Linked DNA regions of Homo sapiens: region 2 is linked to region 1. The links are chromatin loops, found by intact Hi-C in ENCODE. Cell type or tissue: mammary epithelial cell. All regions are shown on one strand. Each heading gives the region's core, and the rest is flanking DNA. Links, peaks and the distances in the headings are about the cores only.

Region 1 (11,432 bases), core at 1,049-9,048:
CTCAGCCGAGGTGTTGCTTGCACTCGGAAGCCATTCTGGCCTTCCAGAGGCAGTTCAGTTGTCCCTCTCCTCTGGCTTCCATAGCCCCTGGCCCTTCTTATTATGCTCCATTAAGGATAAAGTCTGTCCATATTTTGGCACCATCACCAGATTCCCACAAAAAAGGCCCTTCTCTGACTTCCCTCTGTATGCCCAGCACCAGGAATTGGGGCTGGCACAATGGGTTCTCAGTGTGTTTGCTAGATAAGGAAATGTGTTTAACACCCAAGCATTAACCCAAGAGGAACAATCTCACTGCAACTTTGAAAGGGCACCAAGAGAGCAATTATTTCAATTTTATATCAACTCCGCCTCCTAGAAGGGATCTGTAAACGACAGGTCTGGATATATTACATACATCAATAATTGTCAGAGAAACAATCAAAATCTCACTTGCAATCTCAAGAAGCGTGAGCCATGCTCTTGAATTTGTAAAAGGTTAGATAAATCAAAATCTTTCTCTTACAGTACCTGAGGACATGCTAAAAATTTACCAACCCAGAAGGAAAATATCAAGAAGATGAAAGACAATAAGTGACTGCTCTATGACAACAACTTGAAAAAACCCAGAATAAATGTGCAGACTAGTAAGTATATTGATTTAAAACAGATTTCTACCTAGTTACAGATGCCACCTACCTGAAGACACATTAGACACGCACATCTCAGTATGCTTGATTGGATTTAAAAACCATGCCTGGGGTTTCATCATCCAAAGAGTTACGGGAATCACAGTAGAAATTCAAAATCTTAAAGACCATTTGGCTCAAAGATGGGGGGTGGGGATTAAAAATATTATGAGCAATTATGAAATAAAACTGAAGGCTGAATTAGTCAGGTTGGAGAGATGGAAAACAAATTAATGTGGAAAAGACACAAATTCTGAGAATTAAAAGCAACAAGCCAAACTTGTTCTGTGTATCACTACAACAACTTAAGCCACAGATATCACTGCTTCTTAGAGTAAGAGGGATCCCACTTGAAATTGTCCGTTGACACTGACAATTGCAGTCGGATTACAAGGAAAAGAAGTTTTTCTTCCTTACAGGATTTCAGCATCAATGTCAGGAACATGAGTGAATGCCGCACATGTGGGCCTAAATTGTGATATTTTAATGCGCCTAAACTCTGATGAAATCATGGAAGGCATAGCAGCAGGGAACTAAACCCCTGGGAAGCCATTAGCAATTTACCATCTCATTTCTTGTGGGAATGTGAATGCCACGAACCCACGTACTCAAGCACCCACGATGGTGCTCAGGGCCACACCAGGAGGTTCTGTATTTCCAATTTACCCACCCGGATCCTTCCATTGCTTTCCCTTCCTCCCCCATCCCTTTTACTCCTGGGACTCTCCCAGCAGCAGAGGTCTCTCAGGGGGGTTAATGAGAGAGGCTGCAAAGGTATGAGTAACAGTCTGTTTCCTGAAAATACAGACAAAGCAGTTTCAGCACTAATATCATCTGTTTAGGAGCTCAGAGGGAGCAATATTAAACTCTAGACTGAAGTTTCAAAGATTCTTTAGTTTTCAGAGTATTTGCCCTCGGGGCAGCAGTAATAACGTATACAACATCTGTCCCTGGCCTGTGACATTTGAAAACACCAGTTTTGGAAACCAGGAGAGGCCAGGCGCGGTAGCTCATGCCTGTAATCCCAGCACTTTCAGAGGCCGAGGCGGGCGGATCACCTGAGGTCAGTAGTTCAAGACCAGCCTGGCCAACATGGGGAAACCCTGTCTCTACTAAAACTACAAAAAGTAGCCGGGTGTGGTGGTGGGTGCCTGTAATCCCAGCTACTTGGGAGGCTGAGGCAGGAAGAACTGCTTTGAATCCAGAAGGCGGAGGTTGCGGTGAGCCAAGATCGCGCCACTGCACTCCAGACTAGGCAACAGAGCAGACTCCGTCTCATAAATAAATACCAGGAGAGACTGAGTCACACCACTCAGGGTATGCATTTCACAAAAAACTCCAAAGTGGCATCTTGAATCCTCCTGGTTCTTGGGCTGATTGTTACTTCCATCAGCCTCATAAACAACCACAAAGTTCAACCCACTGCATCTGTTTGGACTAATTAAGAGCAAATGCTTCTCACTTGAGAAGCTTGAGCCCTAAGTGCCATGAGTATATATATTTTAAAGAAACATTCCCTACTCATTAGGGCAGTGGAAAAAAAATCAATCTGGATGAGAAATGAGGGATCCTGCTAATGAGCACAGTGGCTTTGACCATTAATAATAATAGCAATACTATGACACATATGGAAGTCTGATCTGAATTATGTGGTTTTTATACATCCTATATAATTTTCACAACATTGCAGCAAGATGGACTTTAATCCCATTCCACAGATTGGGAAGTGGGGAAAAGAAGGTTACAGAGCTAGCTAGAGGTGGAGGCTGGGGTCTGACCCTATCCAGAGTTACACCTGCTTGCCTGGATGTCAGCCTTCCCAGTTCACCACACAAATCCACCGACCTTGCTGCCCCCATCATTTGTTTCTCACCTATTAGATGAGGTTTTTGCTTGGCCAGTCTCTGAAGTCACCTGCTGCTATAAAATGCTCAATTTCAAGTTGCTGGAGTGAGCAAACCTTGGTTACTAATCGGAGGTTTTCCTGTAGTTGCTTCATCACGCACAGGTATAGATGTTACAATTTATAATGAACATGTTTGTTGTTTGTAAATGTGTGCTTCTGTGTCCGGAATTGGTGGGTTCTTGGTCTGACTTCAACAATGAAGCCACGGACCCTCCCGTTGTTACAGTTCTTAAAGGCGGCGTGTTCAGAGTTTGTCCCCTCTGATATTCGGATGTGTTCGGAGTTTCTTCCTTCTGGTGGGTTCGTGATCTTGTTACATCAGGAGGGAAGCTGCAGACCTTCGCGGTGAGTGTTACAGCTCTTTAGGCGGCATGTCTGGAGTTGCTCGTTTCTCCCGATGGGTTTGTGGTCTCACTGGCTTCAGGAATGAAGCTGCACACCTTCACGGTGTTACATCTCATAAAAGCAGCATGAACCCAAACAGAAAGCAGCAACAACACTTACTGCAAAGAGCGAAAGACCAAAGCCTTGCACACCCTAGAAACATACCCCACTGATTACCACTACTACCTCGCGCAGCCTGCGTTTCTTCTCTTATCTGCCCCACCCACATGCTGCTGATTGGTCCATTTTACAGAGAGCCGATTGGTCCATTTTACAGAGAGCTGATTGGTCCATTTTGACAGAGAGCTGATTGGTCCATTTTGACAGGGTGCTGATTGGTGCATTTACAATCCCCGAGCTAGACACAAAAGTTCTCCACCTCCCCAGTAGATTACCTAGATACAGAGTGTGGACACAAAGGTTCTCCAAGTCCCCACCAGAGTAGCTAGATACAGTGTTGATTGGTGCATTCACAAACCCTGAGCTAGACACAGGGTGCTGATTGGTGTGTTTACAAACCTTGAGCTAGATACAGAGTGCTGATTGGTGTATTTACAATCCCTTAGCTAGACATAAAGGTTCTCCATCCCCACCAGACTCAGGAGCCCAGCTGGCTTTACCCAGTGGATCCTGCACGGAGGCCGCAGGTGGAGCTGCCTGCCAGTCCTGTGCAGTGTGCCCGTACTCCTCAGCCGTTGGGTGGTCGATGGGCCTGGGCGCTGTGGAGCAGGGGGTGGCACTCTTCGGGGAGGCTCGCGCCATGCAGGAGCCCATGGCAGGCGGGGTGGAGTCTCAGGCATGGCGGGCTGCAGGTCCCGAGCCCTGCCCTGCAGGGAGGCAGCTAAGGCCCGGTGAGAAGTCGAGCACAGCAGCTGCTGGCCCATGTGCTAAGCCCCTCACTGCCTGGGGCCGGTGGGGCCGGCTGGCCGCTCTGAGTGCGGGCCCGCCAAGCCCACGCCCACCCAGAACTCGCGCTGGCCCGCAAGCACCTCCCGCAGCCCCGGTTCCCGCCTGCGCCTCCCCCTCCAAACCTCCCCGCAAGCTGAGGGAGCCGGCTCTGACCTTGGCCAGCCCAGAAAGGGGCTCCCACAGTGCAGCGGCGGGCTGAAGGGCTCCTCAAGCGTGGCCAGAGTGGGCACCAAGGCCGAGGAGGCGCCGAGAGCGAGCAAGGGCTGTGAGGGCTGCCAGCACGCTGTCACCTCTCACTTCTAAACTGCCAGAGAATCCCTGAGAGGAGGCTGGTCTTCCTGACATTCTGTTCACACTATTAATTTGTTTTGCAAACCTTTTTAATGGAAGGAGAATTATATAAACCACCACCCTGCTCCTGTGTATACTATTCCACAGCATCAGCATCACTTGATAACTTGTAGAAATGCACCTTCCTCGCTGGGTGTGGTGGCTCATGTCTATAATGAGGGAGGCCGAGGCAGGAGGATGGCTTGAGCCCAGGAGGTGGAGGCTGCAGTGAGCCATGACTCCACCACTGGACTCCAGCCTGGGCGACAGAAGGAGACCCTGCCTCTAAAAAGAAAGAAAGAAATACACATTTCTGGGGCCCAATCTAGAGCGATCGAACATAATTCTGGGCGTCGGGCTCAGCGCTCTGAGTTTTGACAACCCCCCTACGCCCAGCTCATTTGAGAATGCCGGTCTGAGATGACTGATTCCCAGCTTGGAACATTTGAGTTACTGAGGTGATTGATTCTAAGAGTCAGCTGGAGCCAGGACTAGCAGACTGGGAATACATTCGTTTAACAATGGAATACCATTTTCAAATCATCATGCATTTCTTTTCTGGGTGCCATCTCCTGTGCAGGGGAGGACTGGAAAGACAGGGAAATTCTGGTAGCCTTGGGAAGGCAGAAGGGTGGGGCTTGGCTGGCCAGGGGACGGGCGCGGAGGGGGAGGGAAGAAGAGGAGGAAGCCGCGGGGCCTCACAACCCATCTGGTTGGAAACGTCCTGCAGTGCCGCCCGAGCCGCAGGAACCGGAGCCAATTACAAGTTTATATAATAGAGTCAGTCTCCCCGGGCCTCCCCTCTCCGCCCCACCCCTGCCGGCTTTGGGGATGGGGGAGGAAACGCTTTCCGTGAAATACAGGCTGGATCTAGGACGGAGGATGCCTTTTCTGGATTGACAACTAGGGGCCAGTCCTGAGTGTGAGAAACTCCTGGGGTCCTGTTTTGGGATCCGGACACCTCGGGCGCCGCGCAGGCCTCCTTGTGCCTCGGGAGCGGCCCCGCCTACGGAACGGGACCTGGAAGGGAGGTGTCCGGGTCGAGCGTTCGCGCTGCTCCCCGCCGCACGGTGTGAGCTCGCCGGGTTTATGTAACGCCTGCCCTTCGCGGAGGACCGTGTCATGTCCGAATCGCGGAGGACGGAGGAGGCGGGGGCCTGGGCCGCGACGCCCGCCCACGTGACCGTCAGATGACTGGGGTCTAAGTTTGCACGAGCTCCTTTACCGTAACGCTGAAGGCTCCTCATCAACATCGGCTCTTAGTCATCCCCGAGTGACATTTGATATGAGCAACAGCTCAGGACGGGGAAATGGCAACGCGGATGCTGATGGAGACGAGGAACGGCTGCTGCGACCGCCTCTGATTTGGGCTGGAACGGGAGTTTATGCGGAGTCAAGGAAACCCACCGCGAAGGGTGCCAGGGAAGACCAGGGCACTTTTCTAGACAAAGAATCTTAGATTCTTTGGGGCTAGATGCAGAGAGTCCGGGAGAAACTGTTCACCGGGTGCCAGGCAGGCGGCTGACCACGCAAGCCACGCTTCAGATTTGTGGGTTGGTTTTAGAAGTCACATGAGGTCTGCCTGGACGCCCCTCCCGATCACGTCAATTATCTGTCACAACTTCTCTGTGCGCCCCAGGGACCAGCCCCATGCCCCCAGCGGGGGAGTTGGTTACAGCTGCAGAATCCCGGCCCCACCCCGCCTCCAGAGCACGAGCCTGCGCTAGAAGGATATCACCAGGGGATGGGGGGGAATGCGAGGGGGGCGGGGAGGTGGTCACGGATGCAGAGGCTGTCCTGGCTGCTGAGGCAAAAAGCCCGTCCCAAGCCCTGCATGGGCTCCTACTGCACTTCAGGATTTGGGGGAATGCAGAATCGTGGTCTTTGAGTTTTCATTAATTCAATAAAGATTTCTCAAAAGCCTAAATTCTAGACCCAAGACAGTGGGAATTAAACAGGGCTGAATATGACGCTATTGGCTATACCAGGACCACGCCTGAGCATTGCATGCACGCTCCAGCTATGCATAACTTATTTATTTTAAAAGAAGGAAGGAAGAGAGGGAGGGAAACAAGGTGTTTCTTAAGAGTAGAGGAGGGGAGAGGCAACTTGTTGCTTTCACTGGCAACAGTTAACTCCATAAGCAATTTCCTCACTTAAAAGAAAAACAAATGAAGTAGAGTGGTAGGCTTTTGAAAGGAGGAGCAGAGAGCTCCGGTGAGTGGAAACCTAGCTTTTATTCACCTTAGGGCCTTGTTAAAACACATTTGCCTTGAGATAAAAGGGTTTCTTTTGGGACGATCCCAAAATGACTTTGCTTGATTCAATTAAGCAAGACCTAACGAAAGAGAATTCCAGCTTAAGATACGCATCATCTCACCAGGTGAGTTGTAAATACATTCTGACCAGGTTTCAGAGGCAAGCTCTTGAAAATTTAATCTATTTAAAAACTGCATATCCTTGCCACAAATTGCTTTGAAGAAGATCGCTGAGCTGATTGCATGCTGAGATAATTATTCTGTATCACCACTTAGGGAACAAGATTTTTTGATAAATACTACAGTGTCAGTCTTTGTTAATGACTTGGGAGGGGAAGGAAAGGATTCGATATAGCTGAGGCTGGTTTTATTTTCTTGCCTCTTTCCCATGAACGCAGGCTGTGGGAAGCAGGTAGAGTCTTGGTTTATGAACTCTGAACGCTATTGAGTAACCTATTCACCTGTCAAATCCCTAATCCCCGCATGAAGGTGTACAGATGGTATTGGAGTAGAACACGAAACTGAGAGGTGAAGCCAGCCGGACTTCTGGGTCGGGTGGCAACTTGGAGAACTTTTATATCTTACAAGAGGATTGTAAAACGCACCAATGGGCGCTCTGTAGCTAGCTAGAGGTTTGTAAAATGCACCGATCAGTGCTCTGTAAAAATGCACCAATAGGCGCTCTGTAGCTAGAGGTTTGTAAAATGGACCAATCAGCACTCTGTAAAATGGACCAATCAGCAGGACATGGGCGGGGACAGATAAGGGAATAAAAGCTGGCTACCCCCCAGCCAGCAGAGGCAACCTGCTTGGGTCCCGTTGCATGTTGTGGGATATCTGTTCTTTTGCTCTTCACATTAAGTCTTGCGGCTGCTCACTGTTTGGGTCTGTGCCATCTGTAAGGGCTGTGACACTCACTGTGAAGGTCTGCGGTTCCATTCTTGAAGGCAGCGAGACCAGGAACCCACCAGAAGGAACAAACCCCAGACACAAAACCAGTCTCCACCTGCGCAGGGCCCTGCCTGTGCCTTACCTGCTTCCCCTCCTGGAGACTCCCACCTGTGAATGGATAGATGGTAGTGTGTTGCTGGGTGCTGATGGGGGAAAGCCCTAGCCTGTACCCCCGTTATGGATAATATGGAAGTCAGGGTTCTCAGGTGCTGGTGAGCCAGGCCTCCCCACATCCTACGTATGACAGCACAGGCTCATTTCTCAGTGCTCTGCCCCACTGAGCCTGGATGTGACCTCAGAGGAGTCCTTAGCACTGTGATTAATCTCTTCATGCTTTTCTTCCTTTTTTTTTTAGACAGGGTCTCTCTCTGTCATCCAGGCTGGAGTACAGTGGCACCACTGTAGCTCACTGCAACCTCCGCCTCCTGAGGTCAAGTGATTCTCCCACCTCAGCCTCCCTAGTAGCTGGACTACAGGCGTACACCATCACACCCAGCTAATTTGTGTATTTTTTGGTAGAGACAGGGTTTCGCCACGTTGCCCAGGCTGATATCCCAACTCCTGGCATCAAGAGATCTGCCTGCCTCAGCCTCCCAAATTGCTGGGATTACAGGCATGAACCACTGTGCCTGGCCTCATTCTTTCAATAACTTAATAAATACTTATTAGGAATCTATTCTATACAAGTCGCTGATAACATAGAAGAAAAGAGAAAGAAAGAAATATAGATGGATGAATGGTGCATAGAAATAATACAAAGCACTAGGACAATGGTTAGTGGTTGGGAGGAGTAACTTTAGATATTGTAGTCAAGGAAAGCCTCTCTGAGGAGGTAACATGAGGAAGAGTTATTTCAAAAGCCAGAGGGGAAAGCCAGGCCCAAACAAAACAACAAAACAGGCCGGGTGCGGTGGTTCACACCTATAATCCCAGCACTTTGGGACGCCCAGGTGGGCAGATCACAAGGTCAGGAGTTTCAGACCAGCCTGGCCAATAAGGTGAAACCCTGTCTCTACTAAAAATACAAAAATTAGCCAGGCATGGTGGCGTGTTCCTGTAGTCCCAGCTACTCAGGAGGCTGAGGCAGGAGAATCACTTGAACCCAGGAGGCAGAGGTTGCAGTGAGCCGAGATCATGCCACTGCACTCCAGCCTGGGTGACAGAGCAAGATTCCATCTCAAAAACAAAAACAACCAAAACAACAACAACAACAACAAAAACTGTGTGTGCAAAGGCCCTGAGGCAGGAATGAACCTAACATGATCAAAAACCTGGCTCAGAACATGGACCCAGTGAACCACTTTGGACACTTGATGGGCATTTGATGGGTTGCCTCCGTGTGATCTCTAATTCTTGATGACTAGGCTGAAGTGGGAGCTGGACTCATAGGTGTGTAGACGGGGGTCTGTAGTCCCATGTGGCTATTCATTCTCACCGAGGCAGCATTTCTGGTGAAGTTATAGCTGGATGGTATTTCATGGTCAACTTTAGTTTTAATGGGAGGTATGTGAGGAAGCAATATAGTATAATGGCTAGAATCAGAAGATCTTGATTGAGATCATAGCTCTTCTTACTGGTTTTCTGACCATGGACAAATAGTTTACATACCTTATACCTCAGTTTTCCCTTGGAAGTAATGATAAAACTATCTGTCTCACGGGGCAAAAAACAAATCACTGAATGGCTAAATCACCAAACAATTCACCAAACTTAGCAATTTACCAAAGCCTTGCATTAAACCAGTTTTTAGATATTTTAAATGAATATGAATATTCTTCAAAATATACGTACTTATTATGTATTTGATATACATTAAGAATATTTAGAAATGTAAAGCATGTTTGTAGCTCATTAATATATTCTTCATGAATATTACAGTTTAATAAAGGGAGTGTTAGAAAATAATCTCTATATGCTTAAATTATTTTTTAGCAATAATCATAACAAAATTAATAACAAAAATAGAAAATAAATGCAAACACTGGAAATTTCCTTATATTGAATCTTTACATAATCTTGTCAATAAAATGAATAAAAATAAGTTATCATGCAAAAAAAGGGAAAAAACTCAATCCAGCTATTCAATCAGTTTTATATTTACTAAAGATTAAACGTTGATATTTTGGTTACAGTCTCATGTAATATTATTTTATGTAAGTGTTCAGTAACTAGTAAGTGAATTTTAATAAAACCAAATTGTGTAAAAGGTAGAGTTTAGTCAATTACTAATGTAACAATTTTTTAAAATTTGTCCTTTAGTTTTGTTTTGTTTTGTTTTGTTTTGTTTTGAGACAGAGTCTCGCTCTGTTGCCCAGGCTGGAGTGCAGTGGCACTATCTCTGCTCACTGCAAGCTTTGCCTCCCAGGTTCACACCATTCTACTGCCTCAGCCTCCTGAGTAGCTGGGATTACAGGCGCCCACCACCACATCCGGCTAATTTTTTGTATTTCTTAATAGAGATGGGGTTTCACTGTGTTAGCCAGGGTGGTCGCAATCTCCTGACCTCATGATCCGCCTGCCTTGGCCTCCCAAAGTGCTGGGATTACAGGAGTGAGCCACTGTGCCCGGCCTTGTCCTTTAGTTTAAAACCAACAACAATTAGAAGAAAAGAATAAACTTAAGTGTCAAATTTAGTCAAATATTTTATGCATGGACTAAAATTTGCATTCATCAAACAAAAATATTACACCTTGTACTTCTCACTGTTTCACTGTTTCAAATTTTAAAACACAAATCAAAACTCACACAGTTACATAGAGTGAGAGAATTGAGCTACATCAAATTCTGTTTTCTTTCTCCATTATCAGTGTGCTATCAGTGTTTACTTTGATTCTACACTTTAAAGGCAGCAGGCATAAATAGTATCACAGGGCGGGAAATGCTAGCTGAGCCACTCCACATTGTTATAGTAACAAACATCTCAAAAACAAACAAACAAACCCTATTGCTTGGGTTCATCTGTGGAGGACTGGCTGTAATTAGGAATTTTCTGAATTAAGTTACATGTAGAATGATAATGCTTATTAAAGGATAAGTAATTAGAATGTGTTAATTTGAAGCTTACATGCATATCACTCAAACTCAACAGTAGTCCCTGCAATTGTTTAGAACTTAAACCAAAGAATATTTGAGGAGGGGAGGTGACTTTTATCACTGATGTTATTTAGAACTGCCAGGGCATGGCATGGTAAAGAGAAGATCAATTTTTGGTTTGTTTTATTCTTGTTTTTAAATTATTGCCAGTGTACCCCTCCTACCATGCTCTCAGTATCCTACTGCATTTAGTAACCAGTAACACCATTACTCTCTATAATTGTGGTATCTGCTGTAATGGATGTCACAGGGTCCTCTGAGGTAGAGGGTCCAGGTGCACCTAGGAGGACTTCCTTGAAGAAGGGATTTTTTTTTTTTTTTTTTTTAAACAGGGCTCTGTCACCTAGGCTGGAGTGCAGTGGTGCAATCATAGCTCTCTGCAGCCTCAAACTCCTGGGCTCAGGTGATCCTCCCACTTCAGCCTCCTGAGTAGCTGGGACTATAGGTGCATGCCACTAATGCCCAGCTAATTTAATTTAATGGTTTTTTTTTTTGGTAGAGATGGGAGATCTTACTATGTTGCCCAGGCTGATCTTGAACTCCTGGCCTCAAGCAATCCTCCGACCACGGCCTCCTAAGTAGCTAAGACCACAGGTGTGAGCCATTGCATCCGGTTAAGAAGGGATTTTTAAAGAATGATTTAGTATTATTTACATACTATAAAATTCACCTCTTAAAGTTTTGCAGTTCACAGAGTTTTATAACCATCAGTACTATCTAATTTCAGAACATTTTTATCAACCCAGAAAGAAATTCTGTCCCGCTGAGCAGTCATTTTCCAGGACCCCCACCCCAGGCCCTGGCAACCACAGGTGTGCTTTGTGTGAAGAGAGGCTCTTCAGCTGGGACCTGAGGTGTGGACAGAAGTCAACTTGTCAGGTAGTGAGGGAAGGGAGACAACAGCGTGAACAGTATCTAGCAGAGCAGAGGTGA
Region 2 (11,432 bases), core at 1,230-9,229, 66 kb before region 1:
ACTTGTATTCATTTCACACTGAACACTGAGAAAACATGATTGCATTCTCTGTTCTCCACTGGGAAACTTGAGCATTACTGTCTGGCTGCTGTTGTGCGGTTGTCAGACTTTACGGGCGGGCCCTTGCTGGGAGGAGCACGGAGTTTAGAGTTTTAACTCTGCCACCGACTGCAGTATCTTTTCCTACACACTGAGATACTCCCAGAGAGTTGCTGAGAGTGGTCAAAGGGACCAAGCCTCTGGTGACGATTTCATTATCGCTGAGTTCATTTATTTACATATCGATTGATCTCATTCTTTATTTATAGCTTGTCTGTTATGTAACTGCCCCATAGAGCTGAGATTCTTTTTTGGAATGAGATGTGGAATACTTTAAATGCCTATAAAATCAAATATATATATTCACCACTGTCTGTTTCAGTTTCCAATCTAACCTCTTTAATCAGTTCTGGAAATTTTATTGGCTTATGGTTTAAATTATGGGCTGGAGCCATAATTTAATTGTTTCTTAGGAGGAATAGTTTCAACAGTGGCTAACATTTATTGACCTCTGGGCCCTGGCTGCCAGGTTGGAAAACCGGGATGTATGGTTTTTCTTTTATGTTATCTATGGAAGGGTTAATCCTTCTTTATCATACACTTGATTTTCCAGGTTATTCTTTAGTTTAGTAATTCAATATTCTGGAGTATTCTCTCTCTCTCTTTTGTTACTGCTTCTAGAATGTTCTAAATGGTTCTGTTTAAAGCAATCACTACATTTTATGGTTTTAAAACTCCAACAGATTCAGTGGTTGTTCTGTCCCATTCCTCTGTATTTGAGAATGAAGGTCATCTATATTCTCATTGTGATTCTTTTAGCTGTTATTTTTAGAAGGGACAGGAGCTTTAATGGTTTTCTTGCTATTAATGGTGTGTACTGAATAAGGGTTTCACTTATTTTTAAAGTGTTTACCTTTCTTCTTTTTTTTTTAACCTAACTCCTAAGAAGGGCTAATTTCTTTCTCTCTCAGTATTAATATATTCACTAAATAGTCTCTAGATTTCTGTTTTTTTAAATTGATATCTTGATGGTATTAACAGAGAAGAATTATCATACAGAACCTCTTGCTCAGTCATCTACCCAGAACATTATTTCCAAGTGACCTGACTTCTCCAAAAGAACCTGCAGAAAATGCAAATTTATCTTGAGAAACAACAGATAGTATCCATTACTGTAATTGACCTTGATAACAAAACAGAACTAAATCTTCTTGACTTCTAGAAAGGGAGACATACTTGAGAACTTACTTCATCCTTTGAATCCTATGATCTTAGATTTTAAAAACTCTCTTCTCTTAGGGATGTTTTGATTTCTGAAGTTTGATCTCCCATTACTAATCATTTACACATACTTCTGCTTCTCAGCAACCTCTTGCCACCTGGGTATGTAATACCCTCTCTTCCAGAACTTCTTAGAATTTATAATACAGTTATCTTTTCTTGGAGGGGTGGGGTGGGGGGGAAGAAATAAAATATTTCTTAAACAGACTGGAGGCCGGGCGCGGGGGCTCAGGCCTGTATTCCCAGCACTTGGGGAGGCCGAGGCGGGCGGATCACCTGAGGTCAGGAGCTGGAGACCAGCCTGGCCAACATGGTGAAACCCTGTCTCTACTAAAAATAGAAAAATTAGCCGGGCATGTTGGAGCGCGCCTGCCATCGCAGCTACTCGGGAGGCTGAGGAAGGAGAATTATTTGAACTCAGGAAGCGGAGTTTGCAGTGAGCCGAGATGGTGCCACTGCACTCCAGCCTGGGCGACAGAGCCAGACCCCATTAAACAAAACAAAACAAAACAAAACAAAACAAAACAAAACAAAACAAAACAAAAAAACAGACTGGAAATTGTTTCAACACAGCCACCACTATTACCTGCCTTTCGCCCGGACTTTCACCAGCTTGTTCCTGTGTTTCTCGACCTCCTTCTCAGGAGTGCATCTTGTGAGTGAATTCAACATACCCCGTGCACAGGGCTCAGCAGGACCCACTGCTATGTGTTATCGTGTGCTGTGAAAGAATTGCATCCACCGGCCGGGCGCGGTGGCTCACGCCTGTAATCCCAGCACTTTGTGGGGTGGAGGCGGGCGGATCACGAGGTCAGGAGATGGAGACCATCCTGGCTAACACGGTGAAACCCCGTCTCTACTAAAAATACAAAAAATTAGCCGGGCGTGGTGGCGGGCGCCTGTAGTCCCAGCTACTCGGGAGGCTGAGGCAGGAGAACGGCGTGAACCCGGGAGGAGGAGCTTGCAGTGAGCCGAGATCCCGCCACTGCACTCCAGCCTGGGCGACACAGCGAGACTCCATCTCAAAAATAAAAATAAAAAAAAGGATTGCATCCACCTACCCTCTGGCTCCGGAGTCTTACACATCTGAGTAATACCTGTGTGCACTTTTCTTTTATAAACCCTAAATAAACACACTAGCAAAGGCAATGAGAGTAAGGGCTTCTCTCATGCTTGTAGACACCGCCAATCACCTTGGAGAAGAAAAGAAGGGGGCCCCCTTCAGAAGAACTGTAATTGATCATTTGCAGTTGACACACAACATACAGTGCCAGCACAGGCTGAAGATGGGAAGCTGGATGCCACTGCTAAATATCGCTAGTGTGACAATTTGTATCTCTGCAATAAATAGTGTTATTACTGTAAAGCTGGGCAGGCGTGACATTTCTGACTGCCTCTCCTTTTAAATGGACAATATATAAATAATGACTGTGTGGCATTTAAACATTTCAAAGCATCACATTTTTGTTAATACAAATGTGTGATCAGAGCCATTCATTCCCATAAATACTCTGCCTCACAATCAGAGCATCGGCAGCCACAAGCATGTCCCATCACCCAAGAAAAATGGGACACTGTAAAGTGCTGAGCATTCCAAGGGTAAAAACCAGGTTACTAGGGAAAAAAAAAAAAAAAAAAAAAGCAAAAAGCCAGCACTGTAGACTCTACCATTTAAACAACTCCCTCTACATTTTTCCTAAGATTCAGCAGCAGCATCAACAACAACAAAAATCAGTATTTCCCAGAGTGAGAAACCCTTGAACCAAAAGATGTTTTTTGGAAAAGGGTTCTTTTGGTAAATAAGTTTGGGAAGCACCACAAATTATTATCCTCCTCTTGGAGACCCGTGAACACCCAACATTTATTCCATAAATATGTACTAAGCATTTACCAAAGCCAGGTCTTATTTAGGGGCTCAGGATGAAACAGGAAACAAATCAGACAGAGTCCCAAACCTTCAGGAAATTTACAAGGTTTTTATTGTTGTTGTTTGAGACAGGGTCTGGTTCTGTTGCCCAGGCTGGAGGGCAGTGGCACCATCACAGCTCACTGCAGCCTCGACCTCCAGGGCTCAAGCAATCCTCCTGCTTCAGCCTCTTGAGTAACTGGGATTACAGGTGCACGCCACCACACCCGGCTAATTTTTGTATTTTTGTAGAGATGGGGTTTTGTCACGTTGCCTGGGCTGGTCTCAAACTCCTGGGCTCAAGTGATCTGCCCACCCCAGCCTCCCAAAGTGCTGGGATTAGAGGCATGAGCCACCACATCCGGCCAATTTACAGTTTTAAATGAACATATTTGTTTCCTGTGCGGACTATAACAAATGACCACAAACCTGATGGCTTAAAACAACAGAAATTTGTTCTCTCACAGTTCTGGAGGCCAGAAGTCCGAAGCACACAGGCCAGGTCAAAAGCCAGGGTCCACAGGGCCACGCCCCCTCCCAGGTGCCAGGAGAGTCCCTTCTTCGCCTTCTCCAGCCTCTGGTGGCTGCCAGCATTTCCTGACTTGTGGCCATATTACGCTCATCTCTGCCTCCTCCCCTCCCATCCGTGCCAAATCTTCCGCAGCCTGCCACTCATAACGTATCTTGCAATTTAGGGTCTGCCTGGACAATCCAGGATGATCTCTCTTCTCGATCCCTAATTTAATTACACGCGCAAAGACCCCTTTACCATATGTGGTTCCAAAGATTAGGGCCTGATCTCTTTGGAGATCATTATTATTATTCAGCTGACTACGAGTGGATGCAGCTCTGAATGTCCTGTGGTAATGACTGCTTTTCTGCTTTGACCTTGAAACCTTCTCTTTGAGAAACGCCTGCCATTACCCAGAGAACCCTGGCCCCAAAAATCCACTCTGGAAAGTTCTGGTCGAGGGGCTGTCTGCATTTATAGGAGGAGGGCTGCCCTAGTTGGCTCCTCTCGAGTTTTCTCCACCCCAGTAGGGTTCTATGTAAATTCTCTCCAGCAACCTTGACTATATCACAGTTGTAAGGATAAAACAGAAAACAGAGTTCCCTGGGTCTGGAGAAGCTGCACAAATACAGGTTGGGTGGTCACAGCCCTTCCCAAGCCAGGGTCCCTTCTTTGCCTCCTTTGTCTCTCTGGCTCCAGACACAGAGCCCAGGCCTGTCCCCGTCTTCCCTTGGAAGAGCTGGAACAGGATGGAGGCTTTTTCACAAGGGACTGTCTTAAAAATTAAGAAAAGAAAAAGGACACAGATGATGGAAATAAAGAGTGAGCTCAGGCCAGGTGCGATGGCTCAGGCCAGGTGCGATGGCTCAGGCCAGGTGCGATGGCTCATGCCTGTATTGTGTTCCAGCACTTTGGGAAGCTGAGGAGGGCGGATCACTTGAGGTCAGGAGTTCAAGACTAGCCTGACCAACATGGTGAAATCCCGTCTCTACTAAAAAATATAAAAAATTAGCCGAGTGCGGTGGTGGGTGCCTGTAGTCCCAGCTACTCGGGAGGCTGAGGCAGGAGAATTGCTTGAACCCAGGAGGCAAAGGTTGCAGTGAGCTGAGATCTCGCCACCGCACTCCAGCCTGGGTGACAGAGAGACTCTGTCTCAAAAAAAAAAAAAAAAGAAAAGAGTGAGTTCACAAAGTGCAGGTTACAAAGTCCCTGGTTAGTTGACACCTAGATTCTAGTTTGGCAGCACTTTTTTTTTTTTTTTTTTTGAAACAGAGTCTTGCTCTGTCACCCAGGCTGGCGTGCAGTGGCACGATCTCGGCTCACTGAAAGCTCCACCTCCTGGGTTTACGCCATTCCCCTCGCCTCAGCCTCCTGACTAGCTGGGACTACAGGTGCCCACCACCACACCTGGCTAATTTTTTGTATTTTTAGTAGAGACGGGGTTTCACCGTGTTAGCCAGGATGGTCTTGATCTCCTGACCTCGTGATCCGCCTGCCTTGGCCTCCTAAAGTGCTGGGATTACAGGCATGAGCCACCACGCCTGGCCCAGCAATATTTTTTATTCTGCCTCTGGCCTGGGTCTGCTGTCCCTTGATTTTCCAGCAGGTAGCCTCCCCGCTACTCGTATTCAAGGCCAAACCTCAACTCCATTGTTCCTATTCTGTTTCTGATGCTCTCTGTAAGCCTCTTATTGAGTTCCAGGTTCTGGAAAGAACAAATCAAATGTTCTGTGTTTAGTCATCCGACTAAAATGTGAGGGGCACTCACCACATGCCAGGCCTGTAAAATGCCTTCCCAGTTGCATGCCTGGACAATGTACCTGGCTCCCAGACCTTCCTGAGATAATTGTTTCTTTTTCTTTTTTTTTTTTTTTTTCAGATGGAGTCTCGCTCTGTTGCCCATGCTGGAGTGCAGTGGCACGACCTCGGCTCACTGTAACCTCAGCCTCCTGGGTTCAAGCAATTCTCCTGCCTCAGCCTCCCGAGTAGCTGGGATTACAGGCAAGCGCCACCACACCCACCGAATTTTTGTATTTTTAGTAGAGACGGGGTTTCACCATGTTCACCAGGCTAGTCTTGAACTCCTGACCTCAAGTGATCCACCCGCCTCGGCCACCCAAAGTGTTGGGACTACAAGCGTGAGCCACTGCACCTAGTCAACTCTTTCTTTTCTCTATGAGTGGGGCCTCAACTAAAGAAGCTCATGGAACTTCCAGCCCTCAGAAGCTTCCCCTTCAGGGGAAACGCATCCAACTGTGCAACATGGGATTGAGAACAGTATACTTTTTTTTCTTTTAATAAGGCTTTGAACATTTCATGCAGAATAGAAAGTTTCTCTGGAGTTCATAAAAAAGAAATATTAAGCAAGAAGGAAAGTCTCCTGGAGGTGTCATGGAAGCTTCTAGGTTCTGGTGAGGACATGTGTAAATCATGATATTCTAGCTTAGTCAGATGGCCAGGGGGAGGGCAACCCCAGTGGCTGATAAGGCTTGAGCTCGCACATCACTGAGGCATTGTAAAGCACTAAGGCCTGAAGTCTGAATGTCCCGGTGGCATTTCTCAAAAGTGCTGTGACCCTTTCTTTTTTTTTCTTTTGAGATGGAGTCTCGTTCTGTCACCCAGGCTGGAGTGCAGTGGCATAATCTCGGCTCACTGTAACCTCCGCCTCCTGAGTTCAAGCAGTTCTCCTGCCTCAGCCTTCCAAGGAGCTGGGATTACAGGTGCCCACCACCACGCCCAGCTAATTTTTGTACTTTTTTAAGTAGAGATGGGGTTTCCTCTTGTTGGCCAGGCTGGTCTCAAACTTCTGATCTCAAGTGATCTGGCCACCTCGGCCTCCCAAAGTGCTGGGATTACAGGCGTGAGCCACCATGCCCAGCCTGCTGTGACCCTTTCAACAGAGCTGACATCAAGTTCTTTCTTGCGTGGGATCATCCATGCCATTGTCTCCCAGGGGCTGCCCCTTGATGGGGAGTTTATAATTTAAAATATTGATGGTATATTATTATATAATTGATAATATTATATAATGGAAGTAATAAATAATATATAATTAATAACATGTTGATGAGGCCGGGCATGGTGGCTCATGCCTGCAATCCTAGCACTTTGGGAGGCTGAGGTAGATGAATCACCTGAGGTCAGGAGTTTGAGAGCAGCCTGGTCAACATGGCGAAACCCCTTCTCTACTGAAAAAAAAAAAAAAGAAAAAAATTAGCTGGGTGTGGTGGCGGGCGTCTGTAATCCCAGCTACTCAGGAAGCTGAAACAGGAGAATCGCCTGAACGAGGGAGGAAGAGGTTGCAGTGAGCCGAGATCATGCCACTGCACTCCAGCCTGGGAAACAGAGTAAGACTCTATCTCAAAATAATAATAATAATAAGTTGATGATAAATATCAACGATAATGTTAATATAAGATTGATAACTGATATATTGGTAAAGAGGTCCAGGCATTGCCCTGGCTGCCATGATACTGCAATCGACCCAGCAGACAGTCTTCAAGGAACCGGCATTGTAATGTCACGACACAAATAATAAGCATGTAAATAAGCAAACGATTTGGCACCTTCTCCTTTATCCTCCAAGCCTGGTAAAGTAAATCCTCACCCTGGGCCCCTCCTCAATGGGAAGTGCCATGCAACTGGTGGCCAGGACTCCAAGGAGAACAGAAGATAGAGTGAAAACAGGAAATGAAGTTGTGGTTGCAGCAAAGCTGTCTCTTGCTGCATGGTGGCTGACTAGCTGCAAAGTACTTTCACTTGTCCCAGTTCATGGAAGCCTCCCAAGAACCCTGAGAGAAAACCATCATCCCGTGTGTTATCGTCCATTTCAGAGGTAAGGTCTCAAGGCTCAAGCTTGCTCAAGGTTACACAGAGCCTGCACTTGAACTGAGGTCCTTTCTTCATTTGATATTGTTCCCACTGAACTCACTCAAAAGGGCGGAGACAGAGCCCTGCGAGATGATTACTTCCAGTCCCAGGAACCAAGGGCATGCTCCAGAAGAAAGCTGCTTCTACACAGAATTCCATTTCTCAGAATGTGTTTTGCTGGGAAGGGGAGTTGAAAATTCTCATTCTGGCCAGGTGCAGTAGTTCACACCTGTAATCCCAGCACTTTGGGAGGCTGAGGTGGGAGGTCAGGGGTTCGAGACCAGCTTGGCCAACATGGTGAAACCCCCATTTCTACTAAAAATACAAAAATTAGCTGGGCATGGTGGCGCATGCCTGTAATCCCAACTACTTGGGAGGCTGAGGCAGGAGAATCGCTTGAACCCAGGAGGCAGAGGTTGCAGTGAGCCAAGATGCCACTGCACTCCAGCCTGGGCGACAAGAGCGAGACTCGGTCTCAAAAAAAAAAAGGAAAAAAAAGAAAATTCCCATTCTGCAGGTTCCACTCCTCCACCCACCTCATCACAGCCTTCAGAGTAGGTGCTTGGTGAGATGTCAGCCAGGACCATTTCCACCTGATATGATTCCAGCTCTGAAGGAGGCAGGAGAAATCCACAACCACTCTTAGACTGAGCAATGGGGATTTTACACCTGTTTTTCAAAATATCATGTGCACTCCCACTGGTGGACAGGGAGCATGAAACCTTTGTTGACACAGCTGTGGACAATTCTCCTTGAAATAGAGACCTGTTCATTGTTTACAGGGCAATAGTCAATAGTGTACTTAAATACTATTTTTGAATCTACAAGATATATTGGCAGATAATAACATTTTCTTCCTCTTCCATTGACCAAGCAATAATAAAAGGGTCACAGGCGGGGCACGGTGGCTCATGCCTATAATCCCAGCACTTTGGGAGGCCAAGACAGGTGGATTGCTCGAGGTCAGGAGTTTGAGACCAGGCTGGGCAACATGGAAAAACCTTGTCTCTACCAAAATAATAATAATAATCAGCCAAGTCTGGTGGTGCACCTGTAGTCCCAGCTACTCCAGAGGTTGAGGTAGGAGGATCACTGGAGCCCAGGAAATCAAGGATGCAGTTGGTTGTGTTGGCACCATTGCACTCCAGCCTAGGGTGACAAAGTGAGACCCTGTCTCAAAAAAAAAAAAAAAAAAAAAGTTCATCAATTACAGTCCAATAAAAACAGTCACCAATAAGAGTCCAATAAAGTTATTTAGGGGATGAGTAACTTTACAACGGGCTGATAGTTGGTGTTTATCATGCTCTCAGATCACACTAGTGGACTGATTAACACTTGCTCCTTCCCCTCTCTATCCAGCAGAGAAATTTTGAGAGAAGCATAAAGTCCAAGAGGGAAAATGAATTTTCAGTTAGTCTAGCTGGAGGAATTTTGGGGCATTCATGCAGACACCCAGTGGAGTTAGTCTGTCCACACATAATAGACCTCTCTTGCTGGAGCTTGTGCCTGGAGTTCCCCAGCCCCTTTCGACATCCCCTGGGTAGGCGTCTGGGGTGAGCACGCCCGGGTTCTTGCTTAACCTTCAACAGAGGCCTTGCCCAAGGTCAGACAGGGCCCAGGTAGCCAATATTTCTGGGATGCTGGGAGCTGAAGATACCAAGGTAGATTACTTGCTGGGGAACAGATCTCAAATAGGAAGCAGTCACATCATGACTATTTGCTTTACTGAACTATGAGACAAGAACAGAACTATCCTGATAAGCAATAAAATGTCTCCCCAGGCTGAGCGTGGTGGCTCACGCCTGTAATCCCAGCACTTTGGGAGGCCAAGGTGGGTGGATCACCTGAGGTCAGGAGTTCAAGACCAGCCTGGCTAACATGGTGAAACCCCGTTTCTACTAAAAATACAAAAAATTAGCCGGGTGTGTGGCACATGCCTATAATCTCAGCTACCCAGGAGGCTGAGGCAGGAGAATTGCTTGAACCCGGGAGGTAAAGGTTGCAGTGAGCTGAGATCACGCCATTGTACTCCAGCTTGGGCAACAACAGCGAAACTCTGTCTCAAAAACAAAAAAGTCTCCCCTTTCTCCCTTTCTCTTCCTTTGCCCTCTCTTTTCCATTGACTTTCTTTTAGATAAATGCTTTATTTTTGTGAAATGATACCTGCTCACAGAAAAATATTCAAAAAACGTTGAAAAGTACAAAGGAAAAAAGCCTAAATTGCTTGAATTCTAATCACCTGAAGGGTAACTACTGTTAACCTTTTTGTGGCAGAATGTGTGTGTGTGTGTGTGTGTGTGTGTGTGTGTGTGTGTGTGTGTGTGTGTGACTTTTAAGGCTTTAACAACAGGCCGGGCGCGGTGGCTCATGCCTGTAATCCCAGCACTTTGGGAGGCCAAGGTGGGCAGATCACCTTAGGTCAGGAGTTCAAGACCAGCCTGGCCAACATGGTGAAACCCCATCTCTACTAAAAATACAAAAATTAACCGGCCGTGGTGGCTTGCGCGCCTATCTTCCCAGCTACCTGGGAGGCTGAGGTGGGAGAATCACTTGAATCCAGGAGGCGGAGGTTGCAGTGAGCCGAGATCGCACCACTGCACTCCAGCCTGGGTGACAGAGCGAGACACTGTCTCAAAAACAAAACAAAATAAAGCTTTAACAGAGCATAGCACACCTGCAGCAAAGTGCACAAATCATCCGTGTGCTGCTGGATGCACACTTCTGTGTACAGCAAATTGAAAACCGCCGTAGAGCCAGCACCCACAGGGTGCCCCCTCCACGAATACATACCCCCCAACCACGAACGCTAACTTATTTATCACCTCTGGGAACACTTTGGTGGATGTCCTCTCAGACTTTTATGAAACACCTGTGATCTTAAAAACAAATCTGGTAACGACCATGCTCTCCCAAAATCAGAACTGTAAAAACAGCCCACATACCACAACTTAATTGGCATTCCTGCCTATATGACTCATTCCGCAAAACTCCACCGGGAGTCAACGTGCTCCTGAATCCTGGTCCACAGCCTGGCTGCCTGCTGGAGCCAGCTGGGGAGCTTTAAAACTGGTGGTGCCTGGGCCCCACCTCCAGTGTGGCTGACTTAACTGGTCCAGGTGGGACCTGGCATTTGTGTAGATGTATCTCTTATCTCCCCAGGGGATCCTAATGTGATACCAAGGGGAGCACCTCTGCTCTGAGGTCGTTTTTTACTACACGAATGCACTGCAAGTAGGACTGTGAGGTGCTGTCCCAACTGACTTGACTCCACAGAGACCACTGTGAGGCCAGATAGAGACCATCATCCACTCTTGCCAGTGTGAACGCTGGGGCTCAGGAGGTCGTGGTTCTATGCCTGGACTGCACAGTGTTGGTGGGAGGTGCACATCCTGCCTAGAGCCCAGGCCTTTTCAGCCTTGGCCCAGGTCATGGGTACAGGCCAATGGATGGAACAGAGGCAGCCCAAGCCCGAGGAAGTGTTCCACCGTCATGGCCTCATCATCTGGGGGTGAGGCTGAGTGGGCTGGGCTTGTCCAGGGAGCACAGCCTCTTGGGTTTCACAGGTAGGAATCCAAGCTGGCACAGAAATGTGCCTGAACATCCACAGAATAATTCTGGAAAAACAGGCAGGAGACTGAGAGGGCAACCTGTTTCCCTCTAGAAAGGTGACACAGGTGGAGAGGGCTCAAGTGCCTGGATTGCCCAGATTTAAAATTTTTATTATCAAAGCCAGGCGCGGTGGCTCACACCTGCAATCCCAGCACTTTGGGAAGCTGAGGTGGGTGGATTATTTGAGGTCAGGAGTTCAAGACAAGCCTGGCCAAC

What was found. A loop is a pair of places that touch in the nucleus more often than their neighbours do. Peaks named below come from ENCODE experiments on the same cell type or tissue, not always from the same donor. Only the 100,000 strongest peaks of a DNase experiment are listed, where the experiment ranks them.
Region 2: it touches region 1 in a loop (4-fold over the local background); 2 of 110 quality-filtered maps call a loop at or near these places.

The regions. Positions count from the first base shown.
Region 1 is chr15:98,542,303-98,553,734 of GRCh38, reverse strand. No RefSeq gene overlaps it. Among named protein-coding and RNA genes, the nearest start is that of IGF1R, 100 kb to the left of the region's middle. In mammary epithelial cell, for the core only: a CTCF peak has its summit at 5,118; DNase peaks (open chromatin) are centred at 5,064 and 5,214; H3K4me3 peaks cover 1,248 bases.
Region 2 is chr15:98,608,932-98,620,363 of GRCh38, reverse strand. No RefSeq gene overlaps it. Among named protein-coding and RNA genes, the nearest start is that of IGF1R, 34 kb to the left of the region's middle. In mammary epithelial cell, for the core only: no CTCF peak of the experiment used is centred there; a DNase peak (open chromatin) is centred at 5,503.